2 separate regions of the Homo sapiens genome follow, and region 1 is linked to region 2. Evidence: chromatin contacts called from ENCODE Hi-C or POLR2A ChIA-PET data. All regions are on one chromosome and are shown on one strand. Each heading gives the region's core, a stretch centred on a gene start or an enhancer-like site at or near the end of the contact. The rest is flanking DNA. Distances are from core to core; before and after follow the strand shown.

Region 1 (6,693 bases), core at 640-3,139, 150 kb before region 2:
CTCAATGCTGAGGGGGGAGGATGGGGTAAAATTCACCCTCATATGCCTGAGGTGATACTGTGCACTGCTGGGAGTAAACTGGTGCCAGAACAGATTGGCCATAAAAATGGCTGATATCTTAATGCCACCTCAGAAAATCTAAGAAAATAACCCTAATTACATAGAAACATCTCTGTAAAGATGTTCATTAGAGGGCCGGGTGCAGTGGCTCATGCCTGTAATCTCAGCAATTTCGGAGGCCAAGGCATGTGGATCGTTTGAGCTCAGGAGTTCAAAACTAGCCTGGGCAACATGGTGAAACCTCATCTCTACAAAAAATTAGTCAAATGTGGTGGCATATGCCTGTGGTCCTAACTACTCAGTAGACTGAGGTGGAAGGATCGCTTGAGCCCAGGAGGAGGAGGCTGCAGTGAGCCAAGATTGCACCACTGCTCTCCAGCGTGGTGACAGAGCAAGACCCTGTCTCAAAAATAAAAACCACAAAAAGATGTTCATTAGAGTGGTATTTATAAAGGCAATGTAAAAGCAAATCTAGGTGGTTTTACAGTTAGGGAATACTTGTGTAAATTATGATGCATTCGCTTAATGAGAATTAAAAACTGATCGTGAAAACTATGTAACAAGGAGGAAAAAGGCTTACTCATTAAATAGGAGACTAATATTATAGGTACTAGAACCAATACACGATTACAGAAGAAACTATGAACCAGTTTTTAAATTAGATGTAGCAGGAATAAACTAGGTATCAAATTTATGGGGGAAAATGCTCAATGACTAGGAATCAGCAAAAAAACACCTCCACCATGTGGTGCTTCCCCTCCAGAAGAACTACCAGCCCTCAGGAACAGCACCCGCTCCCCTCAGAAAAGGACAACTCAAGGGTAAGCTGCAGCCACAGACTGGCCCAGAACATAAGCAGGACAGGCAGGAGACGGAGCCCAACCCAGAACAGTGACGTGAAACAGATGGGCAGGAGTGTGCCCTTTGCCCCAGCCTGATGCAGCCCTTCCCACAGGTGGTGGGGAGGACAGGCGCGCCTTGCTAAGAAACTGTCTCGATAGCACTATTATTAATCTTTTGGTCATTTTTCATCAAGCGGTTTTGTGCAATTCATGATGCTGTTTAAATGACCACAGTCATTATTTGAACGCCATCTGTGGAAAGATAAATGTATACTTAAATTGTGGGTATAATTTTAACTAGTTTATTCACTCATTTTACCTCATTTTGTCTAGTTTTAACTATGATTTTGAGTTATCCTTTTCCAGATCTTCTTCATCCTCAATAACCCAATTTATAGAGTTGACCACATGTTTGTTTTTAAGCATATGTAAAATCACTGGAATCATACAGGTTAGGGTGGTAGAAGTGGGTTTTAAAACCCCTTTCTCTGTTTTAATCCACAATAAATCAGTAAGTACTAACACTGTTTATGATAGCAAAAAATAGAAACAACCCATATATCCAGCATTAAAGGAATTAAATTATAGTCCATCTATATACAAGGGAATATAGTGAAGCCATAAACGTGATCATACAGTCCTGTATTTTTTGACAGAGTCACAACGTATTAAGTAAGAAAAGCAAGTTAGCAGAAGGTGGAGTAGGCACAGGATGGAAAAATATTACGTTTTTCACTTCCGGATTGTATGACTGAAGGTAATTTGTTTTTCTTTCTGCGTATCTCTAGTTTCTGATTTTTCTACAACAAACTATTTAATTTCAAATAGATACATTTTAAAATTGGCAAAACAGAAGTAAAAATTAGGTGGAAAATGATACTAACTTGGTTTCAAAGGCCCACCAAGGAGGCCATCTGTTAAGAGTAACTCATATGCAAAATAAGCCACATGGGAACAGAGACACGTATCAAGCTCACAGGCAGGCGCGGGCTTACCTTCAGCCCAGCTGCTACATGCGGTGGAGTGTCCACAATTTGCCGGTCATCTGAGGAGCCACCTCGCTTCAGGTCAATGACTGGGGCGAGGACTGTACTTTGTTTCGTCCTTTGGCTCTAAAATCATCAAAAACAAGGAAAACATACTGAAGTTTCAAATTAAAATTCACACTGTTTGCAACAAAGATTTTCTTTCTGGTCCCTGCAACAAACCTTTGAGATATGAGAAAACCATAATCTCAAAACAACAGCCTTTTAATTTATTACTATAATCATATATTATTTTCTTTCAGCTTTTTCAAAAACATGAGATTTTCTCCATTTCTGTGAAAGGTTTACAGTAAACTTAGTCACTTTCAAAAGATACTTGGGGATAAGAGTTTTGTTCCCTCCTACTAGGATATAGAATCCTTCCTATCTCCTTTATTATGAATCTACAAAAAAAAGTTTTTAAAAGAAAATCATTTCTATACATTCAATTATTGTTAATGTTCTACCATACTTCTTGCCCTTACACCTGTATTTTTTGCTAGACCATTTGAAAGAAAGTTGGAGACATCATGACACTTCACCCCAATCTCCTGAAACCGTGGACATTCTCCTGTCAGATTACTACCCCTAATAAAATCACTAATTCCCATGTCATTTCCCATCCAGTTCACATTCAGATTCTCCAAGATATCCCAAAAATGTCCTTTAAACAGCTGATTTTTTTTTTGAACCAGGATCCTACCAAAGTTCCTGAAATGCTTTTGGTTTTTAAGTGTCTTGATTAAGAACAGTCCCTCTTCCCCATCATCATCATCACCATCATCTTCATCTCCTCTTCCTTTTTTTCCTCTGACACTATCTTGTAAAATGCTGTTTGTTCTAGATCTGTCTAATAACTACCTGGTTATTTAGTTGAGCTTGTTCCTCTATGCCTTGTAATTCCTGAAACCTGGAGGTTAAAGGCCTGATCGAATTCAGGGTAAAGCTTTTAGGCAGGAACACTTCCCAGGTGAGGCAGTGTGCCCCTTCCTGCAACACACAGCAGGCACACTGCGTCAGGCCGTCTAACAGCAATGCTAAGGTTGATCATATGGGTATGGTGGTAACCATTAGATCTTTTGATTAGAAAGGTTTAATTTTTCTCTTTTGCAATTTAAAGTGTTACAAATTTTCATTACCACTATAAAAGGCACAAAATAAGCCTTCATCTCTCTTGAATATAACAATACTTATAAATTTAAGCAAACAAAATTTAATCCAATTAACAACTCACAAAGTAAATACGAAAGTTTACAGAACGGAAGGGGGATTTATTAGAATCACATATTTTCTTTCTTTCTTTTTTTTTGAGATGGAGTCTTGCTCTGTCACCAGGCTGGAGTTCGATCTCGGCTCACTGCAACCTCCGCCTCCCAGGTTGAAGCAACTCTCCTGTCTCAGCCTCCAGAGTAGCTGGGATTACAGATGCACGCCACCACACCGGGCTAATATTTGTATTTTTATTAGAGATAAGGTTTCACCATGTTGGTCAGGCTGGTCTCAAACTCCTGACCTCAGGTGATCCACCCGCCTTGGCCTCCCAAAGTGCTGGGATTACAGGTGTGAGCCACCACGCCCAGCCAGAATCACATATTTTCTATTATTATTATTTTCTATTCAATATAGAGTTGGCCCTCTGTATCTACAGGTTCCACATCTAACCCCAGGCTGAAAATATTAAGAAAATAAAACAATACAACAAAAAATACAAATAAAAAAACCAATACGGTATAACAACTTTTTACACAGCATTTACATTGTGTTAGGTATTGCAAGCAATCCACAGATGATTTAAAATATGGGAGGATGTGTGTTAGTTACGTGCAAATACCACACCATTTTATATAAGGGACTTGGGCACGCTTGGATTTTGGTATGGGCAGGGGGGTCCTGGAACCAATCCCCTGTGGACACCAAGAAACAACTGTATTTTTTCAAATGGAGATACAAATGAAACCACAGCTTCAAATTTTCTCTACCAAATAAATACCTTTACAGGTTTGGCTAGGCCAATCTAGTATTCTGAGTAACTAAACAGCCTAAGAGAATGCAATCTTCACTTCCCTTAAAAAAAAAAACCCACAAAACTAACTGTACATAGCAATCTCAAAAGTTTTATAAAGTTAGTAGAAATAACTTCACAAGCTACCTCAAGTTTTAAAAATCTATATGAGGCCGGGCACGGTGGCTCACACCTGCATCTTCCCTGCAAAGCAAAAGTTACATGAAATCTACAAAGATTTTATAAATGTACTTTTAAAAAAAATTAAAGAGAAAAACGAGGTTTTGCTAACCCTCCTTACATTTGGAATGAAACCTTGTTTTAAAAAAAACACAAAATACTGGCATCCAAAAAATCTAAATTTGGTAATGATGAATTTTAAAAACACAAAAAAACCTCTCTACAATACTGAACAATCAAATGTAAGCACTTCCATGTAAGTATCTATTGATGTGGTAAAGGGAAAAGAAAAATGAGTAGAACTTTTAAGAAAAAAAACCTGTGTATTGGCCGGACACGGTGGCTCACGCCTGTAATCCCAGCACTTTGGGAGACCAAGGCAGGCGGATCACGAGGTCAGGAAATCGAGACCATCCTGGCTTACAAGGTGAAACACCGCAGGCGCAGTGGTGGGCGCCTGTAGTCCCAGTTACTCAGGAGGCTGAGACAGGAGAATGGCGTGAACCTGGGAGGCGGAGCTTGCAGTGAGCTGAGATCATGCCACTGCGCTCCAGCCTGGGCTACAAAGTGAGACTACGTCTCAAAAAAAAAAAAAAAAAAAAAAAAAAAAAACAAAAAACCTGTGTATTACGGAAATTTTCAAACATGAAATTAGAGATTAATATTAATTCTTAAGTCTCTACTATCCACATCCAGTTTCAACAATTATCAACTCATGGGTAGTTCTGTTCTTCCCTCCCTCCCCTGCCCGGGACTGAATTGTTTAGAAGTAAATCCCAAAAATGACATCATCTTATCGGTAAATATTTCAGTACACATCTCTAAAGTACTTTTTCTCAACTTTAATTACTGCCTCCCCAGCAAGGAGCCTTTGACTAAATTTTCTCCCGCACATGAAATTTTCACACCACAGATACACTGTGCACAACACGAGCAAGGTTTTTTCACCCCCAAAAAGACCAATATTCGCTCTGTTTGGGGGGATATAGCCTCCATTACGAATGCATACTCTAGAACATAAAGATCTCTAAAGTAGTAAACAAACCATAATACCATTCTCATGCCTACATTTTAATGGCAAATATCCAGTCGACAACTAGGTTTTTAATGTTTTACATGTTATTTCAAGGACATTGCCAATACCCAACATGTACACAACAGAAACAAAAGCAATCAGCATCCAGACTACCTATGCCTGACGCCTTCACAATCAACCTGAGCCCTCAATAAGTTGCACGCAGCAGCTTAGGTATTCTGTGGAGCTTCTTCCCAAAGTGCTGCTTCCAAACTACCTCCACCAAACCAGTAGGAATGCTACTTAAAAATTCCCACTCCTGGGGCTCCAGCCTGAACTACAGTTTACCAGAATATCAGGAGTAAGGCTACAAAATTAGCACCTTAAACAAGTTCTCACTCAATCTTAGACCTCCACTACTTAAGTTTGAAAAGCAGTGTCACTGCTGGTTCAGAGTACTGTTTTTTTGTTTGTTTGTTTGTTTGTTTTTGAATCGGAGTCTTGCTCTGTCGCTCAGGCTGGAGCGCAGTGGCGCGATCTCGGCTCACTGCAAGCTCTGCCTCCCGGGTTCACGCCATTCTCCTGCCTCAGCCTCCCGAGTAGCTGGCAGTACAGGTGCCCACCACTGCGCCCGCGGTGTTTCACCTTGTTAGCCAGGATGGTCTGGATCTCCTGACCTCGTGATCTGCCTGCCTTGGCCTCCCAAAATGCTGGGATTACAGGCGTGAGCCACTGCGCCCAGCCCCCGCAGAGTACTGTTTTTCTTCATTCCTACCCCACGAAATGTTCCTATTCCCAGGAGCCAGGAGTAGCAAAGTGGCCTTAAACTCCTCATTCCTCTCCCCCTACAAATGCTTAACACCATTTACCCAATACAAAGGCAGAAGAGCAAGCTGAAACCAAATTCCTTGTCATCCTAATGAGGAACCCACTCTGGAGGCCTCTGCTCTCATGCTCTGGGCTTGTCTTTACCTTTGCCTGAGTGAGAGCTGCCTTCTTCACCTGAAGCTGAGACTGCAGAAGTTTGAAGTTTTTGGACCAGCCTTCTGTTTTTGAGTCACTGGTCTCCACTCCTAGGTCATCGTACAGGGACATCTTTTCTTCAGTTTAATGCTGAAAGGCAAAAGGGGTGGGGATTAAAGAATGCACAATTCAATAAAGGCTTTTCATGTTAAAATAAGTATCATGAAATTTTAGAGGTAAAAGGTCCAGGACCTTTCAGCAACAGAGGCCCAGGCTCCTGGTACCATTAATGTAGGGCTATTCCTGATACATGAAGCTAGACCATGGATTATTTTTAAAATAAGCCTCTAAAATTCATTTTTCCATCTATAAGATCATGCAGTCAAGTGATCCATGAGTGAAATCCTTCAATGCTAGGGCACATAATGAGGTAAGAATTGGAACATTATTAATTACATATATCCAATTTTTAAAAAATTCTATTTATGTCAGTGCCAAAAAGTAGAAGCTTTACAAAAACACCAATTAGCAGGTTGATGTAGCACAATTAGCTACCCTTTTATAAAGAAAAAATTTAAACGTACTCCTAGGGAAAAAAATGACAGA
Region 2 (6,789 bases), core at 3,678-6,177:
AATGGCATTCTAGCCTTCATTTTGTACTTCTATCAATTAGTAACCAGTATTCCAGCATTCCATACTGATACGGATATCAGATTTGTCCAAACTAAACTTTTAGTTACTATTAATAGTTATAAAACATTCTTTTCTAAATGTGATATCAATATAAAAATTATGTGACCCTGGCTGGGCACGGTAGCTCATGCCTGTAATCCCAGCACTTCGGGAGGCCAAGGCAGGCAGATCGCGTGAGGTCAGGAGTTCGAGACCAGCCTGACCAACATGGAGAAACCCTGTCTCTACTAAAAATACAAAATAAGCAGGCCATGGTGGTGCATGCCTGTAATGCCAGCTACTAGGGAGGCTGAGACAGGAGAATTGCTTGAACCAGGGAGGCGGAGGTTGCAGTGAGCCAAGATCACACCATTGCACTCCAGCCTGGGCAACAAGAGCAAAACTCCATCTCAAAAAAAAAAAAAAATTATGTGACCCTTTGAGCCTAATTTTGACAAAATGCACATTCCATGAAATGCTACTATAAAGTCAAAATGAAAACCAGTATCTAAAACTTCACATAAATCTTCAAAAGCTGTGAATACCATCCCGACCAATAAAAAAGCCATAAACCTTATAAACAGTTGAGAAATTAACAAACATTGATATGTTACTCAAAAATTTGTCCAAAGAATTCAAAAAATGAAAAATGTTGACAAAACAGAAAATGACTTTTAAGACAATTTTCAAAATATCACTATTAATAACTACAGAATTTCCAATATAAAATGCTGAATTTGGAGTTATATTCTTAACCAGTTATAATGAATAAATATATTCACTGAATATATTTTTTAAATGTACATACCATCTCTTTATGAATAATACATTAAAATATATTCTTAAAAAGGATTTGTAAATTTGGTATATACGGCCAATAAATATGTTCATAAGAGGAAAATAGCAATATTTACTGGCTATATGAAAGATATCTCAGTTGGGTATGGTGGCTTATGCCTGTAATCCCAGCACTTTGGGAGGCTGAGGTGGAAGGATTACTTGAGCCTAGCAGTTTGAGACCAGCCTGGACAACATAGTGAGACCCCATCCCCCCACACACAAAAAATCTAATTTTTAAAAAGCTCAAAAAGTAAAATAAATATATCTTTAGGAAGAATTGGCATGGTCGGGCATAGTGGCTCACACCTGTAATCCCAGCACTTTGGGAGGCTGAAGTGCATGCATCGCTTTTTTTGTGACCAGCCTGGCCAACATGGTGAAACCTGATCTCTACAAAAAATACAAAAAGTTAGCTGGGCGTGGTTGTCTGCAGAGGCTGCAGCAAGCCAGCATCACACCACTGCACTCCAGCCTGGGAGACAGAGCAAGAACCTGTCTCAGAAAAAAAAAAAAAAAAAAAGAAGAATTGGTAAATTTGATGAGTGTAATTACTTGGTCATTTGGTGAATTGATTCTTTCCATAAACTTGTTTTTTGCAAATGGGTTATTAGTTAGATTTGCCATTTGACAAATTGGCTGTTAGCAAATTATTGTCAGTGAATTGACCCCCATCCTGCCTTATTTTAGCTCTCACTCCAGGGAGCTCACACTGCTTACCTTAAAATGGCCTAAAGAGCTGCTGCTCCTCCGGAGGGACATTTCACCAGCCCTGGTAGAAGGTGCCGGCCAGATGCCCAGGGCATCAGCACCCAGGCAGCTCCAGACAGGCCAGCCACGTATGACCAGTGTCCTGCCTCGCCTGTGCTTGTCATTCGGGAGCTGATTGATTTGTGTATTTCTTTATTTATTTCACACATACTAAGTGCTAAGAACTGTTTTTAAAAGCTTCATGAATATTAAATCACTTTTTTCAAGATGATCAACTCTGGTTTGGCTAGGCTCCCAGTCACTCTCTCCTTCTCTTGTTCCTGCCATTTGAATGGCTTTTTGGCAGAGGACTGGCAAAGCGTGGGGTGATGGCAGGGTGGCGTAAGTTGCTCCAACAGCACTTGGTGAGTCTTTGGTGGATGGGGAGGTTGGAAATACCTGGAGAGGATTTATTCTCATCATATTGTCCTGGTTGGTCTTGAACTTCTGGGCTCAAGCGATCCTCCCACGACAGCCTCCTAAAGTGCTAGGATTACAGGCATGCGCCACCACACCTGGCCCCTAGATAGGATTTAATACACTCGGTAGAGGTAGGCATTCTAGGTTCTCTCCATCTCTGAGGACTAAGTGCTCTCTGTCTGACTCCCGTGGCAGGGCCTCTGTCTGCTCCTGCCATCCCCGCAGTGCTGGACATACATGCTCAGTGGGAAGCGTCTGTTGATTTGAGGGCAACCCCCTCCTCTTTTCAAAACCTATGAACCACCTGCTTTGCAGGCAAACTCCCCCGCTGGCCAGCGTTGAAATGGAAGCCATGGAGGCTCTGCCGGTGACTTGGGGGACCAGCAGCAGAGATGAAGACTTGGAAAACTGCTCTCACCACCTATGAAACTCGGGGAAACCAGCCCAGCTAAGTCCGGAGTGAAGGAGCCTCTCTGCTTTAGCTAAAGACGACTGAGAAGAGGTGCAAGGAAGCGGGCTCCAGGAGCAAGCTCACCAGGCCTCTCAGAAGTCCCAGCAGGATCTCACGGACTGCCGGGTCGGCGCCTCCTGCGCGAGGGAGCAGGTTCTCCGCATTCCCATGGGCACCACCTGCCTGCCTGTCGTGCCTTGGACCCAGGGCCCAGCTTCCCAGGAGAGACCAAAGGCTTCTGAGCAGGATTTTTATTTCATTACAGTGTGAGCTGCCTGGAATACATGTGGTAATGAAATAAAAACCCTGCCCCGAATCTTCCGTCCCTCATCCTAACTTTCAGTTCACAGAGAAAAGTGACATACCCAAAGCTCTCTGTCAATTACAAGGCTTCTCCTGGCGTGGGAGACGTCTACAGGGAAGACACCAGCGTTTGGGCTTCTAACCACCCTGTCTCCAGCTGCTCTGCACACATGGACAGGGACCTGGGAAAGGTGGGAGAGATGCTGAGCCCAGCGAATCCTCTCCATTGAAGGATTCAGGAAGAAGAAAACTCAACTCAGTGCCATTTTACGAATATATGCGTTTATATTTATACTTCCTTGTCTATTATATCTATACATTATATATTATTTGTATTTTGACATTGTACCTTGTATAAACAAAATAAAACATCTATTTTCAATATTTTTAAAATGCATTAAGAGAATCACCAAGGAGAAATGTTCCACATAAAGGAGGAGAAAGAGTAGGAAGGCAGAGTCCAAGGTGACTGAGTTCAGGTGTTCTTTCCAGAAGGAGAAAAAGCCTTGCCTAAAGCTGGCTCCGGTCACAGTTTTGGGGAATTTCCCACAATTCCATGTGAGGAGAAGCAGCATTATCTAATCCACACAGTGGCAAGTCTGGGCTCAGCTCCCCAGTGGTATACACATCGTCTCTTCCCTTCTTCTTCTCTTACTTTCTTTGCTGTTTTTGACATTTATTTCTAAAATCATGGGCCTAACCCCACCTCCTCATTTTATAGATGAGAAATTGAGGACTGGAGAAATTGTTCTGCCTGCAGCCATGAAGCTTGGTTAATGCCAGAGCTGGATCAGAGCAGGAGCTGGGACACTGGGCGCAGTGACTCACACCTGTGATCCCAGCACTTCAGGAGGCCGAGGCAGGAGGATTGATCGAGCCCAGGAGTTCAAGAACACCCTGGGCAACATAGTGAGACCCCATCTCTATAAAAAAAATTTTTTTCTTGAAGCAGTCTTGCTCTGTCACCCAGGCTGGAGTGCAATGGCGAGATCTCAGCTCACTGCAGCCTCTGCCTTCCAGGTTCAAGCAATTCTACCTCAGCCTCCCAAGTAGCTGGAACTACAGGCATGTGCCGCCACACCCTGCTAATATTTATATTTTCTTAGTAGAGATAGGGTTTTGCTATGTTGGCCAGACTGGTCTCAAACTCCTAATCTCAAGTGATTCACTCACCTCGGCCTCCTAAAGTACTGGGATTACAGGCGTGAGCCACGGCGCCCAGCCAAAATTTTTTTAAAAAACAAAAGTAATAAGAAGTGTAGGTGGGGCGGGAGGGGAGCAGTCCTGGCTGAAAACCAGCCACCAACTGCCCCTTGTACAGCCAGGGGGAAGAGGGAGCCACTGTGAGCATTTGGGAGATGGGGCATGGGCATAGTGCCCAATCCACATGTCATCAGACATTCTCAAAGTGCCATTTTTCACTGACTTCTTTTTTTGTGGGGGAGGGGACAGAGTCTCACTGTGTCACCCAGGCTGGAGTGCAGTGATGCAATCTTGGCTCACTGCAACCTCCGCCTCAAGCAATTCTCATGCCTCAGCCTCTGGAGTAGCTGGGACTACAGGCACAGGCACACACCACAACACCTGGCTAATATTTTTTTTTTTTTTTTTTTTTTTTTTTTTTTTGAGACTGAGTCTTGCTCTGTCGCCCAGGCTGGAGTGCAGTGGCACAATCTCGGCTCACTGCAAGCTCCGCCTCCTGGGTCCATGCCATTCTCCTGCCTCAGCCTTCCCGAGTAGCTGGGACTACAGGTGCCCACCACCATGCCCGCCTAATTTTTTGTATTTTTAGTAGAGCCAGGGTTTTGCCATGATGGCCAGGATGGTCTCTTGAACTTGTGAGCCCAAGCAGTCTGCCTGCCTCGGCCTCCCAAAGTGCTGGGATTACAGGCATGAGCCACCACACCTGACCATTTTTTTCACCGATATCTGCCTGCCTTCAGCTTAGATGCCTTCATCAAAATCAGAGGAGGCTTCTCCACGTGGCTGCTTGGGCTTCCTCACAGCACGGTGGGCTCAGGCTAGTCACACTGGCTGAAAGAACATAGAAACTGCCAGGCCCCTGACAGGCTGGTCCAGACACTGGCACGCATCACTTTTGTGGCATTCTATCCGTCGAAGCGAGTCACAAGGCTGGCCCAGGTTCAAGCGGCCAGGAATGATGAAAGGGAAGGAAGGAATCAACACAGGTCCTTTGGCACCCATCCACTGTACCTTTCAGGGCCATCAGGAAGTGCAATTGCCTTTCAGTCCTCAGCACTCAGTAAATGCCAGCAAATATTTGGGTGAATGAATGGGCAGAATGACCAGGAGGTCAGCATCTGCCAGGTGCTGGGAAGAGTCCGTCCTTTTTTATTTTTATGTTGAAATGGAAAGAGTACACAGAACTCTGAAGGGTGATGGGAGCACCGTATTCTAAATCTCAGCATCACACAATATACCCGTGTAACAACCTGTACATGTTCTCCTGAGTCCAAAATAAAAAAAGAAAGTTCTATAGCTGTGAGGCCTTCAGTCCCCACGTCTTCAGCTGCCACAAGTCTAAATGATTCACATCTCCTCCTCTTCTCTCCTTCCCTGCCCTACACATTTGCCTTGAAGAAAAAGGATTACTCTTCACCTTTTATATTTTGCCTTGATTTTTCTTGATCAAGAAATAAGACTTTTTTTTTGAGACAGAGTCTTGCTCTGCTGTCCAGGCTGGAGTGCAATGGTGCAATCTCAGCTCACTGCAACCTCCACCTCCTGGGTTCAAGTGATCCTCCTGCCTCAGCCTCCCAAGTAGCTGGGATTACAAGCGTACACCACCACACCTGGCTAATTTTTGTATTTTTGGCAGAGACAGTGTTTCACCATGTTGGCCAGGCTGGTCTCGAACTCCTGACCTCAGGTGATCCAACCGCCTCAGCCTCCAAAGTGCTGGGATTACAGGCTTGAGCCACCGTGCCTGGCAAGAAATAAGACTCTTAACTCCCCCCACCACTTTTTTAAAACCACTTACGTTCTTTATTCCCTTGTATAGATGCAGATTTCCATTTTCTTCCTGCCTAACTTTTTAAAATATATCTTGTGGTGTGACTTTCCCCGTTTAAACCCTTCTTCAGACATTAGGAAGTGGGAGAGCAGGGATCAAAAGACACCCTGTTTCTCACTGCTCACCCCCCTGTTCCCCAAGGACTTCTTCCTCTTGGCTGAGGCTGCCACCTCCTGGCTTGGAATTTCACAGCACAGAGCGGACTCCCCGAGTACTGCGGGTTTGTCTCACCCCAGGGCTGTGCTCCTTGCAGGCAGGACCAGCCCGACCCAAATCACAGCCTCCCCCACCTCACACTGCTAGGCACTAATCAGAACTCAATGTGTGCATATTTTAGGTAATATTAGGCACTATATTACCGGGGGATTTAATTGACACTTTACTTCCCTAAGTGACTGTAAATCCACCCATTCTAGTGGTGCTGTTCTTAGCTATTCAGGATGAAACACCTCCTCCTCTCCTGAAACCGTCCGTCCCTCATCCTGACTTGCAGCTCACAGAGAAAAGTGACATACCTGAGGCTCTCTGTCAATTACAAGGCTCCTCCTGGCGTGGGAGATGTCTATAGGGAAGACACCAGCGTTTGGGCTCCTCCCAATGACCCTGTCTCCAGCTGTGCTGCACGCACTGACAGGGAGCCGGAAAAGGTGGAGGAGATGCTAAGCCCAGTGAATCCTCTCCATCGAAGGATTCAGGAAGAAGAAAACTCATCTCAGCGCCATTTTACATATATATGCATTTATACTTCCTTGTCTGTTATATCTACACATTATATATGATTTGTATTTTGACATTGTGCCTTGTATAAACAAAATAAAATATATATTTTCAATATTTTAAAATGCATTAAAAGAATCACCAAGGATGGCCGGGCAGGGTGGCTCATGCCTGTAATCCCAGTACTTTGGGAGGCCGAGGCGGGTGGATCACCTGAGGTCAGGAAATTGAGACCAGC

Evidence for each region. Hi-C counts contacts between places; a loop is a spot of excess contacts on that map. ChIA-PET counts read pairs that join two places held with the same protein, here RNA polymerase II (POLR2A). Pooled maps may share reads with other maps.
Region 1: a map of left cardiac atrium shows a loop between it and region 2 (2.7-fold over the local background). The contact joins two enhancer-like sites. A Hi-C loop is called at or near these places in 2 of 168 maps with a recorded cell type or tissue (MCF 10A and left cardiac atrium) and 5 of 50 pooled maps. POLR2A ChIA-PET finds 5 or more read pairs at or near these places in 4 of 52 experiments (MCF 10A, WTC11 and activated naive CD4-positive, alpha-beta T cell).

What each region holds. Positions count from the first base shown.
Region 1 is chr10:6,096,592-6,103,284 of GRCh38, reverse strand. It overlaps RBM17 (RNA binding motif protein 17), which reads right to left. Exons shown (of 12, transcript NM_032905.5): 2 at 6,097-6,237; 3 at 1,898-2,014. The coding sequence starts at 6,219. Among named protein-coding and RNA genes, the nearest start is that of RBM17, 11 kb to the right of the region's middle. RefSeq lists enhancers at 5,762-6,362, 6,466-6,693. Within about 2 kb of position 1,889, at least 2 of the 41 ENCODE cell types and tissues checked have a DNase peak (open chromatin) inside an H3K27ac peak, as active enhancers do.
Region 2 is chr10:5,948,779-5,955,567 of GRCh38, reverse strand. IL15RA (interleukin 15 receptor subunit alpha) reads left to right here. Exons shown (of 7, transcript NM_002189.4): 7 at 2,362-3,184. The coding sequence ends at 2,473. Among named protein-coding and RNA genes, the nearest start is that of IL15RA, 25 kb to the left of the region's middle. Within about 2 kb of position 4,927, at least 19 of the 41 ENCODE cell types and tissues checked have a DNase peak (open chromatin) inside an H3K27ac peak, as active enhancers do.